3 separate regions of the Homo sapiens genome follow, and regions 2 and 3 are each linked to region 1. A link is an interaction called in ENCODE POLR2A ChIA-PET data of the cell type or tissue named here. Cell type or tissue: GM12878. All regions are shown on one strand. Each heading gives the region's core, and the rest is flanking DNA. Links, peaks and the distances in the headings are about the cores only.

Region 1 (6,357 bases), core at 2,034-4,533:
GCCCTTCACACTGATCCTTGGCCACACTTCTAGCATTCCTCTATTCCAATCCCTATCCCCCAGTCACTCCAAACCCCAGAAATGAATTAATTGTGTTCCTAACAACCACACTGGATTTCCCAACTCCGTGATTTTGCTATGGTGTTCTCTCTCCACATGTGCTACCTTATCCTTTCTTTCCTATGCATTTCTACTCATCTTTCAAGACAAAAGATGTCAACTCTTTCAAAAATAATTACAGCTGGGCACAGTGGCTCACTCCTATAGTCCCAGATACTTGGAAGGCTAAGGTGGGAGGATCACTTGAGCCCCCAAGAGTTCAAGGCCAGCCTGGGCAACATAGGGAAACCATGTCTCTAAAAATAAATACGTAAATAATAAATTTAAAAATAGTAATTATAGCAATGATTATGCTATACCAAGTAGTACATTAATCTACCCTAAACCTTGGAACAAGCAATCTCTGCCCTCAAGGAGCAGCAGAGTAGTAAAGCCAGATTTATAAAAAGATTTTATTTTATTTTATTTATTTTTTTTTTGAGACAGAGTCTCATTCTGTCACCCAGGCTGGACGGCAGTGGCGTGATCTCAGCTCACTGCAACATCCGCCCCCTGGGTTCAAGCAATACTCCTGCCTCAGCCTCTCTAGTAGCTGGGATTACAGGCATGTACTACCACACCCAGCTAATTTTTGTATGGCCAGGCTGGTCTTGAACTCCTGACCTCAGGTGACCCACCCACCTTGGCCTCCCAAAGTGTTGGGATTACAGGCGTGAGCCACTGCGCCCGGCAAAAAGATTTTATAACTACATGAGAACAAGATGGCAAGTGCTGTGAGGCTCAGTCCTTTCTATTTGGTGAAGCCTTCTGCAGCTTTCTCAAGTGGAGTGGATGACCTTCTTGTCTACATTTTCTCAAAGTAGACTTGGTTACTTGTCGCCTCTATTCCCTCAGGCAGAGTTGGTCACCCTCTCTTCTGTGCTCCCCTCAGGTAGACTTGATCACCCTTTTTCTATCTCACTTACTTTGTATCCCCAACCCCTAGTACATCCTAAGTGTTTGGTGCATGTTTCAGAACCAGGTAGCACTCCTCAGGATCACTAAGCTCAGAATCTACCTACTTTCCTCCACTGGACTCAGCCTAAATGGCAATGAGCACCAGGACCAGCAGCAGTAGAAATCACCTGGTAGAGTCCTCCTGGAACTCTAGACTAAACTTTACTGCTCTAGTAAACTTTGTTTTTTCTTTCTTTCTTTTTTTTTTTTTTTTTTTTTGAGACAGAGTCTTGCACTGTCTCCCACTCTGGAGTGCAGTGGCACAATCTCGGCTCATTGCAACCTCCACCTCCCAGGTTCAAGCAATTCTCCTGCCTCAGCCTCCTGAGCCAAGTAGCTGGAATTAACAGGCGCGTGCCACCACACCAGGCTAATTTTTTCTTTTTTTTGTATTTTTAGTAGAGACAGGGTTTCACCATGTTGGCCAGGCTGGTCTCGAACTCCTGACCTCAGGTGATTCACCCACTTTGGCCTCCCAAAGTGCTGGGATTATGGGAGTGAGCCACCGCACCCGGCCTGCTCTAGTAAACTTTCTAAAATGTTTGTATTATGCCTTTTCCCCTACTGATGTACAATGGCTTCCCACAGACTATAACAGGATAAAACTGGGATACCAAGTCACTGACAGCTCTATTTCCAGCCTGACAGTAGACAGAGAACATTGCCCACAATTGTCACAGAAGGGTCCTAATATATTTTATCAATTAGATTCATTTAGGCTAATGAAATTTAGAAAACATAGATGTTCCCTGGGAGAATGAAGCCTATCAGTCATTCAGACTTACAGTATTTTAATCAAGTAATTGGAGACACGTATTGATCACTAAGTACCTGATGAGTATGGCTTAAGTATGCATATAACAAGGCAATCGAACAGTTTCCCAACTCTGAGGAACTGAAAACTTTATTTGAAGTGTGTTTTTAAAAGGAATAGTTTTAGGACAAAGTGTAGTTTGGAGGAAGACATTTGGTTCTTCCTGATACGTTTGGCTGTATCAGTGTAAAGTGAGAGCCATGGGGCATCAGGGGGACAGGACGCTGAACAGTGAGGATGGCATCCATGAGGGGTGACAGGCATGCAAAGATGTGGGTAGGAGGGACAAAAGAGAATTCTTTTTTCTTGCTCCTTTTTTTTCTTGTTGAGGATTCGGATGATACACTTTTTTTTTTTTTTTTTTTTTTTAATGAGCCATTTGTAAATCATTTAGGGTTGTCACAGCCAGCACGATATGATCAAATTCAAACCTATTCAGGTTTTCATTTTCTTCCCCACCTGCGTTAGGTCAAAAATTACTCTCACTCTAACTTGCCGAACTTGCCCCTGCTTCCCCTTTTGGGTCACTCTGCTTACCAGGGGCTGTTATGTCTCTAAAACCTGTCCATCCCCCACTCTTTTTTTTTTTTGAGATGGAGTTTCACTTTTGTTGCCCAAACTGGAGTGCAGTGGCACGATCTCAGCTCACTGCAACCTCCACCTCCTGGGTTCAAGCGATTCTCCTGCCTCAGCCTCCTGAGTAGCTGGGACTACAGGAGCCCACCACCGCACCCAGTTAATTTTTTGTATTTTTAGTAGAGATGGGGTTTCATCATGTTGGCCAGGCTGGTCTTGAACTTCTGACCTCAGGTGATCCACCCGCCTCGGCCTCCCAAAGTGCTGGAATTACAGGCGTGAGCCACCGCACCTGGCCATCCCCCACTCATTTATTCAGTCAACAAATATTCATCAAGGACCAACGTTAAAGGAACCGTGTTGGGAGGGGCACGAGTGAGCACTAAGATGGTCTCGAGGCGCATCTTATTCTTGGGGTGCTTGGGTAACTTCTCCTCCATTTAGTCTCCATTGATAGTTTGGACGTTTTCTGAATAAGCAAATCAACTGCCTGACATGAGGTATGACAATGGCTCAGGGTATTTGAAATCAGGTCTGCTCTGGAAAACGTAGTTTAACATCTCCATTGTTTATCCTACTGTCATACTGTTTCAACTATAAGGAACTGAAGAAAGCAATGCTTTTCTTCATCTGGGCGGTTGCTTTTAAGGTGAGACCAGCCTGGGCACGGTGGCTAATGCCTGGAATCCCAGCACTTTGGGAGGCCGAGGCGGGAGGATTTCTTGAGCCCAAGAGTTCTAGATTAGCCTGGGCAATATAGTGAGACCTCATCTCTACAAAAAAAAAAAAAAAAAAAAAAAAATTAGCCAGGCATGGTGGCATGTGCCTGTAGTCTTAACTGCTCAGGAGGTTGAGGTGGGAGGATTTCTTGAGCCAGGTAGTGAGCCGAGATCATGCCACTGTACTGCAGCCTGGGCACTGGGTGGCAGAGCAAGACCCTGTCTCAAAAAAAAAAAAAAAAAAAAAGACCAGCCAGACCAAGTGGCAGGAAGCGGTGGGACTGACAGTGAGAAAATCGCAGTGGGGGAGTGGGTGACACTCAGCAGCCCCACTGGGACAGAGCTCCTGCTCACACCAGCGATTCTTCTCCAGAAACCTATTCTGGCAAACCCTTGGTGAGTTTTATTTTAAGCGGCGTTTACAGACACTACTACTAGACTTTTAAATTAACAGGATATAAATAACCTTGGGCAAGGTATCAGAGAAGAACCACTGTGAGAACTCCACGACTAAAGTGTGGGCAAAGGTATCTATTAATAGATAATGAAACTGAAATCACTTAGTCTGAGCGAGAGAAAGTTTAAGATCTACCTAAGAGGGATCTTTAGTGAATAAAAAGTCACAGACGAGCAATAAACCAGTAAGAAAGACATAGTCCTTCATCCACTCCACTTTAGAATCGCTTTTTTGAAAAAATAAAGGTGGAGTTTCACCATGTTGCCCAAGCTGATCTGGAATTCCTGGCCTCAAGGGATCTGACTGCCTTGGCCTCCCAAATTGCTGGGATTACAGGCGTGCACCACTGTTCCCGGCCTAGAATCCCGATTTTTAAAAAGAGGTAATAGAATTACTCCTAATTTTGTCAAAACAAAGTTGAGAAATGAAGGGTTCCTAAATACTATCTGCTGGATATGACTTATAGAGAAAGCAGGAAGGAACCTCTGCACTGAGAGTAGGAAGAGATTTTAAAATGCCCCTAAAATGTACTTAATGCCGCACAGCTATACACCTAAAAATGATCAAAGTGGTAAATTTAATTTTGTATATTATAACCACAGAAAAGTACCCATAAAAGAAAGTTAGAGCTAACACATTTCCAATTGCTAAATAATGTCAGTTTTAGAAAAATTAATATTTCATAGCACTCAAAATATATGAAGCCACATGCTTTTGTAAGACTGGTAATATCTTTCATTTTCCTGCAAAAGCAAAGGGCTCTTTAAAGGAGACATGGAAACTGTCATAAAACAGACTTGAAGTCAGATGCAGAATGATAGGCATAGAATGGATCATCAATACACCATCTTCTTGTAGAATTTTATTCAAGGTTTGGGAGCAGTAAACCAGCGAGTGTGGTTGGGCAGGACAGTGTATTTTTTTTTGAGATGGAGTTTTGCTCTTGTTGCCCAGGCTGGAGTGCAGTGGTGTGATCTTGGCTCACCACAACCTCTGCCTCCTGGGTTCAAGCAGTTCTCCTGCCTCAGCCTCCTGAGTAGCTGGGATTACAAGCATGCGCCACCATGCCTGGCTAATTTTGTATTTTTGGTAGTGATGGGATTTCTCCGTGTTGGTCAGGCTGGTCTCCAACTCCCGATCTCAGGTGATCTGCCCGCCTCAGCTTCCCAAAGTGCTGGGATTACAGGCGTGAGCCACTGCACCTGGCCAGGACAATGTTTTTTCACATCAGGCAAAAATGTCCATGAGATCTGAGTCTAGAAATATGAATCTCTGGGACTGTATTCTCCAATTTTTCTCTTTCAGATCTTCTTTTTTTTTTTTTTTTTTGAGACGGAGTCTCGCTCTGTCGCCCAGGCTGCAGTGCAGTGGCGCGATCTCGGCTCACTGCAAGCTCCGTCTCCCGTATTCACGCCGTTCTCCTGCCTCAGCCTCTCGAGTAGCTGGGACTACAGGCGCCCACCACCGCGCCCGGCTAATTTTTTTTTTTTTTTTTTTTTTTTTGTATTTTTAGTAGAGACGAGGTTTCACTGTGGTCTCGATCTTCTGACCTTGTGATCCGCCCGCCTCGGCCTCCCAAAGTGCTGGGATTACAGGCGTGAGCCACCGCGCCCGGCCGCAGATCCTCTTTCCTTCACTCCCAAACTTAGATCTTCCAGCTTTATTCATGAAGCAATCAGTGCGCAACTAACTTTTAAACTGCAGGGAGCTATACAGTTTCCTTTCCTTCAGCTATCTTGAAGAGGCAGAACACTTGCCCTCCTGGAATACAGAGGTCTTCACTGTTTCAATCTGCTGGAAAATAACTTTACATTAAAACAACTCACGATGAGTTGTGAGAAATGTGAAAGGATTGCCTCAAAAAAAAAAATCTAAAATCTTTTAAAAATTAAAAAGGAACTGGGTGTGGTAGCACACACCTATAATCTCAGTACTTTGGGAGGCCAAGGCAGGAAGGTTGTTTGAAGCCAGGAGTTCGAGACCAGCCTGGGCAGCAAAATGAGACCCTGTCACTACAAAAATAAAAAATAAATTAGCCAGGCATAGTGGCCCACACCTGTAGTCCCAGCTACTCAGGAAGCTGAGGTCGGAGGGATCCCTTGAGCCCAGGAGTTCAAGGATGCAGTGAGCTATGATCAAGCCACTGCATTCCAGCCTGGGCAACAGCAGAGCAAGATGCCATCTCAAAAAAAAAAAAAAAAAAAAAAATTAAAAGGCTTAAAAACTATAGTGTCTACTATTTCCCTTTTGTAATTTCTGAGTTATATCCATGGGAGACAGATCTGTGTATTGGCTGTAAGTATATGCTGATATTTTCTTAGGTTCCTGCTCTGGGCATTACTAGATGGGCCACTGTGTTATTGATAAATCTTGGTGATGCCTGGTTGCTGTGTTTAACAGAAATTTCATAGCTCAATGAGTTTTGGAAACTATTTTCAGGGCCAGCTGATCATTTAAAAACCAAGGTGAGACTGATCATGCAGCCTCCCCAGCTGCCATTACAGCAGGTGCCCTGCAGCAAAAGGACATTTTGTGGCCGAGCGCCATGGCCCAAGCCTGTATTCCCAGCACTTTGGGAGACTGAGGCAGAAGGATCACTTGAGGTCAGCAGTTCGAGACTAGCCTGGTCAATATCGTGAAACCCCATCTCTACCAAAAATACAAAAATTAGCCAGGTGTGGTGGCGGGCACCTGTAGTCGCAGCTACTCAGGAGGCTGAGGCAGGAGAATTGCTT
Region 2 (6,357 bases), core at 1,833-4,332, 59 kb before region 1:
CCTTTGGGGGATACTTCCAGGAAGTGACCTGGAAAAGGTAGAGGGGAAATCCTACTCTAGCTCCTTCCTCCATCCTGGAGGGGAAATGAAGATGATCCTGCGGGTTGGGCAGTCACCTTGGATTAGGAGACAGAGGAGGCATGGCCTTGATGATTATGAAGCTGTCACCTCAGTCCTGGCCTGCCCTCTGCTCTCTCAGATAAGCAGTATAGAGGAAAGCTTCTATCTCATTTATGTTACTGGGTTTTCTGTCTCATGAAACTGGTCCTAATCCTAACTGATATGCTTCTTCACCACCATAGCAGTGACAGTGATGATGGTAAGAAAAGTGATGGCAAGAAGTAATACAACACCTGCACACATACCCTGAGACTCCTTACCATGTGCCAGAAAATACAGTAGAGGCTTTACTCACATTATTTACATTAATACTTGCAAAACTCAGCTGGGCACAGTGGCCCATACCTGTAATCCCAGCACTTTGGGAGGCCGAGGCAGGCGGATCATGAGGTCAAGCGATCGAGACCATCCTGGCTAACACGGTGAAACCCTGTCTCTCCTAAAAATACAAAAAATTAGCCGGGTGTGGTGGCACGCGCCTGTAGTCCCAGCTACTCAGGAGGCTGAGGCAGAATTGCTTGAACCCGAGGCAGAGGTTGCAGTGAGCCAAGATCGCGCCACTGCACTCCAGCCTGGGTGACAGAGCGAGACTCCGTCTCAAAAAAAAAAAAAAAAAAAAACTTGCAAAACCCCTGTGAGGTGGGCATTATAAGTCCCACTTCTTTAGTTAAGCATCCAGTATGGTCATTATTCTTGCTATTCTAAAATTTCACAATATGCTTGGTGGGATTCTCTAAATCCACTGTGCAGGGTACTTGGCGTACCCTGTTAATCTTCCACTTTCATCAGTTACCATATTCTATCAGTTATCCACTTTCTATCTTCCAGAATTTTTTTTTAACTCTATTATCAACTGATAGCATTTCTTCACTATAGGTTTTTATTAACCTTTTAAATTTCTATCTGATCATTAAACGGCGTCTCTGGAGAAAGAGGAGACTAAGCCATGTAGTCATTCCATCGATTTTCACAACTAGGAAAAAAGTGCACATGCCTGTGTGTGTGTGCATGCACGCGTGTGTGAGCGTGTGTGTTTCTTTGGTCTCAATAGGCTAAGATAGTTCTAAATCATCCAGATAAAGCTTAACAAGGCCAAATGTAAATATTTGTATTTTAAAGAAGGCAATTCATTACTTAAGTGTATATTGAGAAAGAGAAGTTAGCAGTTCCCATTAAAATAAAAAGAAGATGACGGACCCAAAGGTTTTTGTTTGTGTTTGATCTTGTTTGGCCATAAAATAACACGATCCAAGTAGAAAGACACTGCTACTAGAAGTGCTAATGAAATCTTGGGCTTCATTAAAATAAGTAGAGTCCAGACCAAAAAAGAAATGGATTCACTACATAGGGCACCATTCAGATCTCAACAGAATCACTCTATCCACTATTGGCAAAATTTAAACTAAAAAAGTTCTGGGATGGGTGTGGTGGCTCACGCCTGTAATCCCAGCACTTTGGGAGGCTGAGGCTGGAGGATTACTCGAGCCCAAGGAGTTCAAGATCAGCCTGGGCAACATAAAGAAACCCTGTCTCTACAAAGGAATATATAAAAATTAGCTGGGGGTGGGGAGGCATAAGCCTGTGGTCCTAGCTATATGGGAGGCTGAGGCAGGATGACTGCTTGAGCCCAGGAGTTTGAGGCTGCAGTGAGCCATGATTGTACCATTGCACTCCAGCCTGGGTAAGAGAGTGAGACCCTATCTACTCTTGCAAAAAGAAAGAAGGGAGGGAGGGATGGGACAGAGGGAAGGGAACGGAAGGGAACGGAAGGGAGGAAGGGAGGAAGGAAGGTTGGTTCTGACCAAGTTAACATTAGGACTGACTGAAAAACATGAGGAATAATTTAGCCTGGGCGAGTTAAAAAAAAAAATTTAGGTAAAACCAACCTAGAGAAGAGATGTGATAACTGTCTCAAGTCTGTGAGACTGGGATCTGACGGTGGAAGACTAAAGAGAGCAAATGTGAAGTCAAAATCAGAGAACATCTTTACAATGAGAGAGGCTCAAAAATGGAAAGTCAGTTTCAAAGGTGAACTTCCCATCACGTGAAGTGCTCAAGCTGAAGCTGAATAACCAATCAGGGTAAGAATGTCATAAGGGGCTGGGCACGGCGGTTCACGCCTGTAATCCTAGCATTTTGGGAGGCCAAGGTGGACAGATCACGAGGTCAAGAGATTGAGACCATCCTGGCCAACATGGTGAAATCCCCTCTCTACTAAAAATACAAAAATTAGCCGGGCATGGTGGCGCGTGCCTGTAGTCCCAGCTACTTGGGAGGCTGAGGCAGGAGAATCACTTGAACCCAGGAGGCAGAGGTTGTAGTGAGCTGAGATTGTGCCACTGCACTCCAGCCTGGCAACAGAGCGAGACGCATCTCAAAAAAAAAAAAAAAAATCATAAAGATCTATTTCATCACTGGCAGAAAGTGGAAGACTCCTGTCAAGACTGATAAATCCATGGAAGATGTGCACATGGAGCCATATCACACAATGCGGCAGGTCAGCAACAATGGGCAGACAAGCGCTGGGCATCCTCCAAACCTCCCGAGGCCATGTCTGAGCTACAGCGACTGGAGGCTGGGCACCACTAACCGCAGGGAGGCGACTGCCCAGAACCAGTGCTCACAAGTTACAAGGCGCAGCCTCGGAGCCCTGAAACGGTTAGTTCAGGCCTGGCCCATCCCTAAACACTAACAGAAGAAAGGAGAGACATGAGTTGTGCCTAGGATGAGCCACAGAGGTTTTGGAAAATGACAGGCTGTCCAAGTTCTCTACGTAAGACTACATTCAAGGAAAAGGACAACAAAAACAAACGTTAATACTAAGGGGCAACTTCCAGCTTCCCACAGTTCCAGGCTTACATACCCCAAATGCAGAATTGGCTACATTGTGCAGTGTTGTGAAGTTTCACTTAATTCCAGTGGGTTTTTTTCCAAGAAAGGTTGGCAAAAGCTCTAAGTTGATATAACTGCAAAGTCTGGAACAGACTCTCCTCTGCATTTGTTGCATAAACTCCTAAATGGCAGCTTCTCAATTTCCAGCTCCTAACTACTAGTTTCCAGAGTGACTGAAGGAGAAAAAGATGAGAGCAAATGGGAAGCCAGCCTTGCTCAGTAGGGCCGAATGAGAAGACCCTGGGGACCAAAGGGCCACAGGATCTCAACTCCTCATTGTTCACACTCTCTATAAACCCTAAGGGGAAAAACATTTGCATCTTGTGAAGAGAGAGCTTGAAAGAACTCTGCTCACCCCCCACTTCCCTACCCACCTCCAAAAATACACACACACCCACACGCTCTCTCACATAGTGCGATTAGCCATGTATCTAAAGAATGTGCAGCCTCTATTCCAGAATCCTGCAAAAAACATTTTTATGAACCAATTCACTGAAACACATGTTCCAGGATGTCAAATTAAATAGCGAGCTGGGAATGAGTGGGAGAGCAAAGGAAGCTGGCCTCAGCCCTCCTTGGCTCTGCTGCTGTAAACCCTGCCTCTCTGTCCGTAAGTGGGCTTTTAGGAAAAGTTCCCAGCAGAGGAGGGCTCCTCCCAGGCCCCTCAGCCTCAGAGGGTGCAAGAGCAGATCAAGGGCACCATGCTCAGGACTCCCCCAAACCCCTGGCTCTGTCCAGAGCCTACCAAGCATCATTTGTGAATAAAGCAAGCTGCTCATTTTCCATCCTCCTACATCTTCTCCCACCCACCTCCTCAAACTTACATAAACTCAGAGAATAGCAGGCAGGCTGAACAGGAGCTGTGCCTTAAATCCGACACAATAAAAAAAGAACGGAACACAACGTTTTTCTTTAGCCAAAAACTTCAAAATGCTTACACACGGATCTCTGCCATCAGAACCCTTAAGGATGTCTGTAGAAGCTAGGAGATGTGTATCTGGGTGTTCACCGTACAAGTCTCTCAACTTTTCTTTTTTTTTTTTTTTTTTTTTGGAAATTTTTCATAACAAAAAGAAAAAAAAGATTTCTGCATTGTGAGATACATGTTACACAAACACAGATGAAATAATAGAGTAGAAAAGAGTATAGTCTATGATAAAAAGAGCCAAGCATTAACGCTTGTCATCACTTTCTAATCTCATGTCTGTGCGTTCGGCAGGCAAATAACTTTCTTTTCCAGAACAGGGTAAAGCAGCAGCAATAGATACGTGAACCTCGTGGGATTTGACCTCCAACATGGAAAACGCTTTACCTGAAATGCAGACTACAAATATATGTCTCTGAATATATAACATAAAATGTAAGACCTAATTTAATCAATATAACTCTCCTGGTACACAATTCTATGGAGAGCAAAACGTTTCAAACTGGGTTAGAGAGCCACAGGTTCCTGAGAGGCTTATCTCAGAGGCCAGGGGAGGGTGCTTAAAACCGAGGTGTAACAGGATGTTTTCAGCTTCAAGCAGCATGAGGCCTAACTCAGAAAAAGGTAGAGGAGAATATTTTTCTCACATGACTCATATGACCCAAAGTCCTGGAAGCCAGTTCTAGGGAAGGTTGATTCAGTAGCTCAATGATGTCATGATGCTTGCAGAATGCTCCCACCTTGCCATTCTGCCATCCTCTCAGCAGCACACACTCACGGGCATCCTTCAGAGGGGAGACAAACTTTCCCCAAAGTCCTCAAAAACATTCCCTTCGAAAATCTTGGCCAGGTGTGCTGGCTCATGCCAGTAATCCCAACACCTCAGGAAGCTGAGGCAGGTGGATCACCTGAGCCTAGGAGTTCAAGACCAGTCTGGGCAACATGGCAAAACCCCATTTCTACAAAAAAACACAAAAACTAGCTGGGCATGAGGGCACGCACCTGTAGTCCCAGCTACTAGGGAGGCTGAGGTGGGAGGATCGCTTGAGCCTGGGAGTTCAAGGCTGAAGTGAACCATGATCGTGCCACTGTACTCCAGCCTAGGCCACATAATGAGACCCTGTCTCAAAAACAAAAAAAAAAAAGTCTTCATAGGCCAAGTACAGTGGCTCACACCTGTAATCCCAGCACTTTGGGAGGCCAAAGCGAGTGGATCACTTGAGCCTAGGAGTTTGAGACCAGCCTGGGCAACATAGTGAGACCCCCATGTCTACAAAAAAAATAAACAAAATTAGCCAGACTGGTGGCTCACACCTGTTATTCAGGAGGCTGAGGTGGGAAGATCACCTGAGCCTGAGAGGTGGGGCCACAGTGAGCCAGGATCATGCCACCACACTCCAACCTGGCCAACAGAATGAGACCCTGTCTCAAACAAAAACAAAACAAGTCTTCATAAACACTGAATCCTAAATCTTTCACTAACAAAACCAAAGAGAATGACAATGACACTGTCACAGTGACCTATGCAGAGGGGACTTAGATTACTGAAATCCCTGTGGGGCTGGGGGAACGGGTTGTGTTCCCTGCTGAATAATACTGACATGAGGGGGGTGGTCCTGGAAAAGCAACTATCCCTGTGCCTCAGTGGGCCTCCCCGTTTTCGATGCAATGGAGCAGCCCCGTATTTAATTTTTGTACCAGGCTTCTACAGAAAATTCTGTTTAAATAAAGTGTTCCATGGATTTAAAATGTTTTGATTTGTTTTGCAAAACTAGGTTAGGACCAGCCTGTGAAGTAATGCTTAGGCAAGGATAATTTGATACCTTTCTAAAGAATTCCTATCCGTTAAACCCATAGCCTAATCTATTTTGATGCCCCAACTCTGAATGGGATTATTTTAAAGAAACTGCCTTTCTGATTTCAGGTCTCGCCGCCCTCGAGAGGGGCTAGCTTGGCATTCGGAGGCCTTGTTGGCACTCTAGGAATCCATCTTCAGACTTCTTTTCTGGCCAGGGCTGACATCCGCCCCTTTAAGCTCAGCACAGCCACATCCTCATTACTCCACTGAAACAGTTCCACACTTGTTTTGTGAAAGCAAACTAAATCTCGGTACCCAAAAATCACTAAGCCAAGGGAAAGGTCAAGCTGGGAATCATGCCAGGCAAACCTGCCTCCCGTTTTATTCCTAAATAAGATAGCTACAAAGATTTTAAAAGTTACATACCTCCCTCACAATTTACCCACAAGGAAATTCCTTGTAGGCCTCAAGATCTTTACCCCAGAACGTTCTGTTGGATTTCACCCTGGCAATGTAAACTGATAGCTCATCTTCACAGGTGGAGACAGAAAGTCATCCCTCTGCTCACCTGAAAAAAATGCATATTTGATTGCTTCCTCTGACCTATTGTTTATGTAAAAAT
Region 3 (6,357 bases), core at 1,575-4,074, 50 kb before region 1:
TAATCCCAGGACTGTGGGAGGCCAAAATGGGAGAACTGTTGAGCGCAGGAGTTTGAGGCCAGCCTGGGCAACATAGTGAGACCTCCATCTTTTAAAAACCTTCTTTTTTTTTTTTTATAATTAGCTAAGCATGGTGGCATGGACCAATAGTCCCCACTACTTGGAAGGCTGAGGCAGGGGGATCGCTTGAGCCCAGGATTTCAAGGTTGCAGCGAGCTATGATCATGCTACCTACACTCCAGCTCGGGTGATGGAGCAAGGCCCCATCTCAAAACAAGAAGGAAAAAACTGCCAGGTGTGGTGGCTCCTGCCTACAATCCCAACACTTTGGGGAGTGGGTGGATCACTTGAGCTTAGGAGTTCAAGACCAGCCTGGGAAACATGAAACCTTGTCTCTACAAAAAATATTTTAAAATTAGCCAGACACGGTGGCAAGTGCCTGTAGTCCCAGCTACTCAGGAGGGTGAGGTGGAAGGATGGCTTGAGCCCGGGAGTCTGAGGTTGTAGTGAGCCAAGACTGGGCTACCGAACTCCAGCCTGGGTGACAGAACCAGACACTGTCTCAAAAACAGAAAAGAAAAGAAAAAACCCACACTCTAAAAAAGTACTACTAAAAAATAATCCAAATATCCAGAGACTAATTATATTAAATGTGTATATAAGGCTTTCACTATACTAAATAAATGCATAAGACGTACAACTTGGAATAAAACGACTAATTTGACAAAATAGTTTAAATTGTCCCTAAACAAATTTACATGACTAAAAGTTAAGTCTTACCATATGAATGATTACAGAGCAACAAAAAAAACTGATAAGGACCACTGAGAAAACAGTAATACGAAAGACTAGTGATTTACTTTCATATGACTGACACCTCTAATTACCGTCTACCTAATAAAAATCCCCAAAGCAAGTGTGTGGACAAAAAATGCCTCCAATCCATCTCAAAACACGGTTTTTCTCTTCTCTGTTTACCAGTTTCCTATTGCACTTACTTCCTACCTACTCTCTTCCCTTCTATTAGTCAATATTACAGGTGTTCAGCTCTCTAGGAACATGTCTTTCCTTCACCAGTTTCCCCTTTTATCCCCAATTCAAAAGTGGAAATAAAAAGAAAACGTAAGCAGTGTGCATTTACGTGACAGGCCTTAAACTCAGCAAGAGATCAGGTTACTTGATATCTGTGTGTCCATAAAGCCTATTCCACATGCCACAAATGTATTTCTGACTTCGACACGGACAATACCTATATGACACATCTCTGAACGGGGTCTTGTTTTTGTGGTGCTTTTCTTTGGGTTTTAGGCTTTCTTTTTTTTTTTTTTTTTTTTTGAGACAGAGTCTCACTCTATCGCCCAGGCTGGAGTGCAGTGGCGTGATCTCGGCTCACTGCAACCTCCACCTCCCGGGTTCACGCCATTCTCCTGCCTCAGCCTCCCAAGTAGCTGGGACTACAGGCCCATGTCACCAGACCTGGCTAATATTTTTATTTTTAGTAGAGATGGGGTTTCACCATGTTAGCCAAGATGGTCTCGATCTAATGATCTCATGATCCACCCGCCTCGGCCTCCCAAAGTGCTGGGATTACAGGCATGAGCCCCCACGCCCGGCCGCTCATTTTTTAAATCTAGAAGCTTTTGTTTCCAACAAGGAGCAACATAACTTTCATGAGCCCTTCCAGTACTCACAATAACTTTATGTTTACCCAAATAAACAACTAGGAATAACCTCCCTCTCCTAACTATATTACCTGAAAGTGGTGAATTAATGAAACCCCTTCCCAGCTCCCTAAACATACTTTCAAATTAAAATAAGGCCTGAATTTACAACCCAGGTTAAATGGATTAAAAGATTAAGGACTAGAGAGCAAGTGCCTTCTCCATCTCACTCTCACATTTCAACCTCAAATTACCCCAGCCCTCTAATGACTAGAGTAGTCACTGTAAAGGCGCCTAATTACCCACGAATTACACCAACTGTAACCAATTTCAGGATCACAGATCAGATTTTCCCAAAACATGAATCTGCTAATTAAGTTACCTGAAAGTCAAACTAACACGCAATTTGGATGTGACATTTATCCACCTGAAAGTAGACCTGTTAAGTATTTCAATTCACAGTAACAGCAGCTATTCCTTATGGACAGCACTATTACACACTTGGAAAACTGCAGCTGAAATACACGGACGCAGGAAGAGACTCATCTATGATTCAAGCATTTCCAGGAAATAACAAAAGGATTCTCCTGGCAAACCAACAGAATGGCCCACCAAGACCTGCTTCAGCCTGGGAATCAACTCGTATTCATTTGCTAAATTAAACTGATAATGAAACAAGTTTAAGATACTCACATACAGAGACACACCACAGCACACACAGCCTGGCACCAGTTACATTAGTCGCTTTTTTCTGAATTCTGACACAAGGAACGAGGTTTGATTTCATGGTTTTGCCTATTTGCTCATTATTAAATCTGCCCACTTATTTTCCGCAAGAAAAAAAAAAAATTGGGCCAGGCGCAGTGGCTCACACCTGTAATTTCAGCACTTTGGGAGGCCAAGGTGGGTGGACCATGAGGTCAGGAGTTTGAGACCAGCCTGACCAACATGGTGAAACCCCGTCTCTACTAAAAATACAAAAATTAGCCGGGCATGGTGGTACATGCCTGTAACCCCAGCTACTCAGGGGGCCGAGGCAGGAGAATCGCTTGAACCTGGAAGGCAGAGGTTGCAGTGAACTGAGATCGTACCACCGCACTCCAGCCTGAGTGAGAGAGTGAGACTCTGTCTCAAGAAAAAAATACTTCTCCCCAGTGCTCACAATCTTGTGAAAATAAAGAATTTTCCTTGGACGTGCTCCTACAGATACACAAAGAAATAATTCAGAAATAAAATCCATTCAACCAAAAGGCCAGGTTCAATGAGCTGGGAAGAAACTGCGTGGGTTTTGCAGCTGCGGCTGGAGCCCAGGAGTCCAAAGCTGCCGTAGACTGGTCTGTGCAGCTCTCAGGAAGGAAGCTTCACAGTGGATCGCTTCACACATCACCAGCCCAATACCAAAAAGGCGTTTCTCAGGAGCCCTGGTGTTGGGGGAGGGCAAGGAAAACAAGTGAGGGACATTCACAAGGGCTCACAGACGAGTCTCGCTGGGGACTATGTGTTATGGGTTAAACTGTGTCTCCACCAACCCCAACATGATATGTCAAAGTCCTAACCCCAGTACCTCAGAATGTGACCTGACTTGGAAACAGGGTTGGTGCAGATGCAATTAGTCCAGATGAGGCTGGACTGGAGTAGGGTGGGCCCCTGCTTCAATATAACTGGTGTCCTTATACGACAGCCACGTGAAAGCACGGAGACACCCAGGGAGAGCGCTGTGCGACAAGAGACTGGAGTGCCGCAGCTGCAAGCCAAGAAACCCCACAGGCTGCCGGCGAGCCCGCAGAAGCTAGGAAAAGGCGAGGGCGGACTCCCCGAGGGTTTCAGAGGCAGCGTGGCCCTGCCGGCTTGACAGAGGACTTCCAGCCACCGGACTGTGAGGAGAGAATACAATTCTGTTGTTCTAAAGCCGCGCAGTTTGTGGCACTTCGTTAGACAGCCCTGGGAAATTAATACACCACACTTGAACTTGAGTTGCTTCCTGTTGCCCTACTCCATCCAGCCCCCTCAGCTGGCAAATGCTCCCACTCCACCACAACAGAGCCGCAGGGAATCCCCGGGTTGCTGTGTGGCTGGGGAGGCCCTTCTCCCCTGTAAGTGGCACACAACAGGCTGGGCTATCCCAGGCCCAGGCCCTTGTCCCAATTTTGTTCCTTCTCTCCAAGTTCCCGGCTGCCTCCTCTGGGCCCTGCCCTCACCAGGGCCCGGTCCCCACTCCTCCCACAGGCAGCCCTGGCCCTCCAGCTGCAGGACGGGGTGTGGAAGTCCCCTTGGGGTGGGCAGTGCCCCGTGCTGCTTCCGCCCACCCCAGTTTCTCACAGAATTTTTAGAACACTTCTTTCAGTTTTGCCTTAAGTAATATCCTTCCTCATGCCCCAACAACCCCACTCACACTGGTGCACTCACGCACCCTCATTCTCTCTTACACACAACTCAGCCACAGGCCCACAGGGTCTCTCTCTCTCACACAAAACTCAGCCACAAACCCACAACGGTCTCGGTCTCTCTCTCACACACACACACGCACACAAAACTCAGCCACAGGCTCACCAGGGTCTCTCTCAACATGCACACATACACACACACACCCCTCAGTCATAGGCTCACAAGAGTCTCTCTTGTCTCTCATACATACACAAACACACACAACCAGCCACAGGCCCACAAAGGTCTCTCTCTTTGTCCCTGTCTGCTCTCTCGCACTCACAAACACACATCTCAGCCACAGGCCCACCAGAGTCTGTCTGTCTCTTTGTCTCTCTCACTCTCTCTCACACACATACACCTCAGCCACAGGCCCACAAGGGTCTCTCTCCTTGTCCCTGGCTCCTCTCTCTCGCACACTCCCACACACACACATACAGCTCAGCCACAGGCCCACGAGGGTGTCTCTCTCTCTCTCTCTCTCACACACACACACACACACACACACACGCCTGTGCAGCTCCACAGGGGCCTGGGCCAGGAGACAGATCTGAATACACATACCACCCTGTGCTGTGAGTGGCCACTCCCATCCAACAACTGAGACTTTCTGTTACTGGGCCAAGGTTTTCTGCCAAACTTACTTCCCTTATAATGAATGAATTCTCCCTCAGAAGGTTCCTCAGTCCTCCCCTGGAAGCTGACCTGCAATGGCCTAACCCACCTATTTACCAGGCATGCCAGGACATATGAGACCCTGATAGGTGGACACCAAAGCTCAGCCTGGAACCCCACCCCCATGTGCATCATTGCAGCAGAACTTCTTCGGACACACTCGATCCACCAGCTAACACTCCATACCCTATGAAGAGAATACGTACGGATTCTAGGTTTGATAAAATCCTGGGCCAGTGGTGGTAAGTCAGGCTGAAAAGCAACCATCTCCCAATTTCCACCCACTGTTTTACCTACAAGACTATTTCTACCTCTCATTATTTAATCCTCCACAAAAAGTATATTTTGTAACATGGTCCCTGAGCTGCCTCACCCTGGGCCAATGGTTTTCAAACTTGAGCGTGCATCAGAGCCACCTGGAGGGCTTGTTAAAACAGATCTCTGGGCTCCTCCCCTAGAGCTTCTGATTCACACCAGGTCTGGGGTGGGGTCTGAGAACCGGCCAGTCTAGCGAGTTCCCAAGCGATGCTGATTTAGGTCCCTGGACCAGGCTTCGAGAAACACTGCCCTAGACCGCTCATTTCTCGCTGAGCTCAGGTGGCCCAGCATAGCACTCAGCATAGCACACACTGCTGTCGGCCTTCCCACTGCCCATTCCCTTCCTCCCACTTAGGCAAAGCCGGGTTGTGCTCCCTATGACTAAACCCTGCAGGACAGAGCTGATCACGTGGTTCCACCACTCCACAGGCGTGGGTGGGTGAGTGGTTCAAGGTGAGTGCAGACCCACCTGTAAGATGTGAAGGGGAAGTCTGCTGGGGAGTACTTCTGAGAAAGTAGCCAGGGGTTCTTTTAACCTGCCTTTGGATGTTCAGGTGGGAGGCTGGGAGGCTGTGAAGCACACAGACCTCCTGCAAACGTGAGGGGAGCTGCACGGCACACAGAGTCCAACAGAACAGACAGGTCCGAAGAACCAGGCTCCCAGGTGCTGACACTAACCTGCTGAGTAAACCAACCCAGAACCACCCTGCCTCCAGGCTTCTTGTTAAGTGACATCATGCATTCTTTATTGTTTGAGCTGGTTGAGTCAGGGTTTTGTTACTTGCTGCTGAAAATAATCCCAAAGCAAAGCAAGCTGACAGGACAGCTCCTCTAAAGGCAACCTCTCAGCACACATTACAATGGCATGTGTTCCACAAACTAATCCCAATATTTCAGATTTAAATTTTCCACATTTCAAAAGCTATGTAGCTGAATATCTGTGGATAATCCACACTTAGAATTAGCATAAAACTAAAGAAGTTATCTAGCATACAGTAAAATATTACTGAAGGACCAACCCTGGGTCTATCTTACACGAGTCATGCTCTTTTTTTTTCAGGGATTTGCTAGGAACCATATAATACTAGGGCCTAAGAAAGTATTCAGTTGCTTCCATCCGTTAATCTCGGACTTAGTCTCCTTCGACAGACAGCTGTACATCTAATTGGGAAAGTGGCTTTCCACTCCAAAGCAGACAAGTATGCACTTACAGAGAGAGGACACCTAGGATCACGCACATGTTCTGTCACTTCATAGCTCTATAACCTTCAACAAATTG

Evidence for each region. Peaks named below come from ENCODE experiments on the same cell type or tissue, not always from the same donor. Only the 100,000 strongest peaks of a DNase experiment are listed, where the experiment ranks them.
Region 2: POLR2A ChIA-PET joins it to region 1 with 12 read pairs; 14 of 35 experiments call an interaction of 5 or more read pairs at or near these places.
Region 3: POLR2A ChIA-PET joins it to region 1 with 11 read pairs; 10 of 35 experiments call an interaction of 5 or more read pairs at or near these places.

The regions. Positions count from the first base shown.
Region 1 is chr4:153,436,690-153,443,046 of GRCh38, reverse strand. No RefSeq gene overlaps it. Among named protein-coding and RNA genes, the nearest start is that of TMEM131L, 26 kb to the left of the region's middle. In GM12878, for the core only: no CTCF peak of the experiment used is centred there; DNase peaks (open chromatin) are centred at 2,396 and 3,586; H3K4me3 peaks cover 2,079 bases; H3K27ac peaks cover 2,199 bases.
Region 2 is chr4:153,495,586-153,501,942 of GRCh38, reverse strand. All of the region lies in intron 3 of TMEM131L (transmembrane 131 like), which reads right to left. Among named protein-coding and RNA genes, the nearest start is that of TMEM131L, 32 kb to the right of the region's middle. RefSeq lists an enhancer at 4,170-4,249. In GM12878, for the core only: no CTCF peak of the experiment used is centred there; a DNase peak (open chromatin) is centred at 3,292; H3K4me3 peaks cover 1,824 bases; H3K27ac peaks cover 1,785 bases.
Region 3 is chr4:153,485,932-153,492,288 of GRCh38, reverse strand. The region is part of intron 3 of TMEM131L (transmembrane 131 like); the gene reads right to left. Among named protein-coding and RNA genes, the nearest start is that of TMEM131L, 23 kb to the right of the region's middle. RefSeq lists enhancers at 2,797-2,856, 3,487-3,696, 3,847-4,016, 4,197-4,266, 4,367-4,486 and 2 more. In GM12878, for the core only: no CTCF peak of the experiment used is centred there; DNase peaks (open chromatin) are centred at 3,078, 3,678 and 4,068; H3K4me3 peaks cover 2,500 bases; H3K27ac peaks cover 2,500 bases.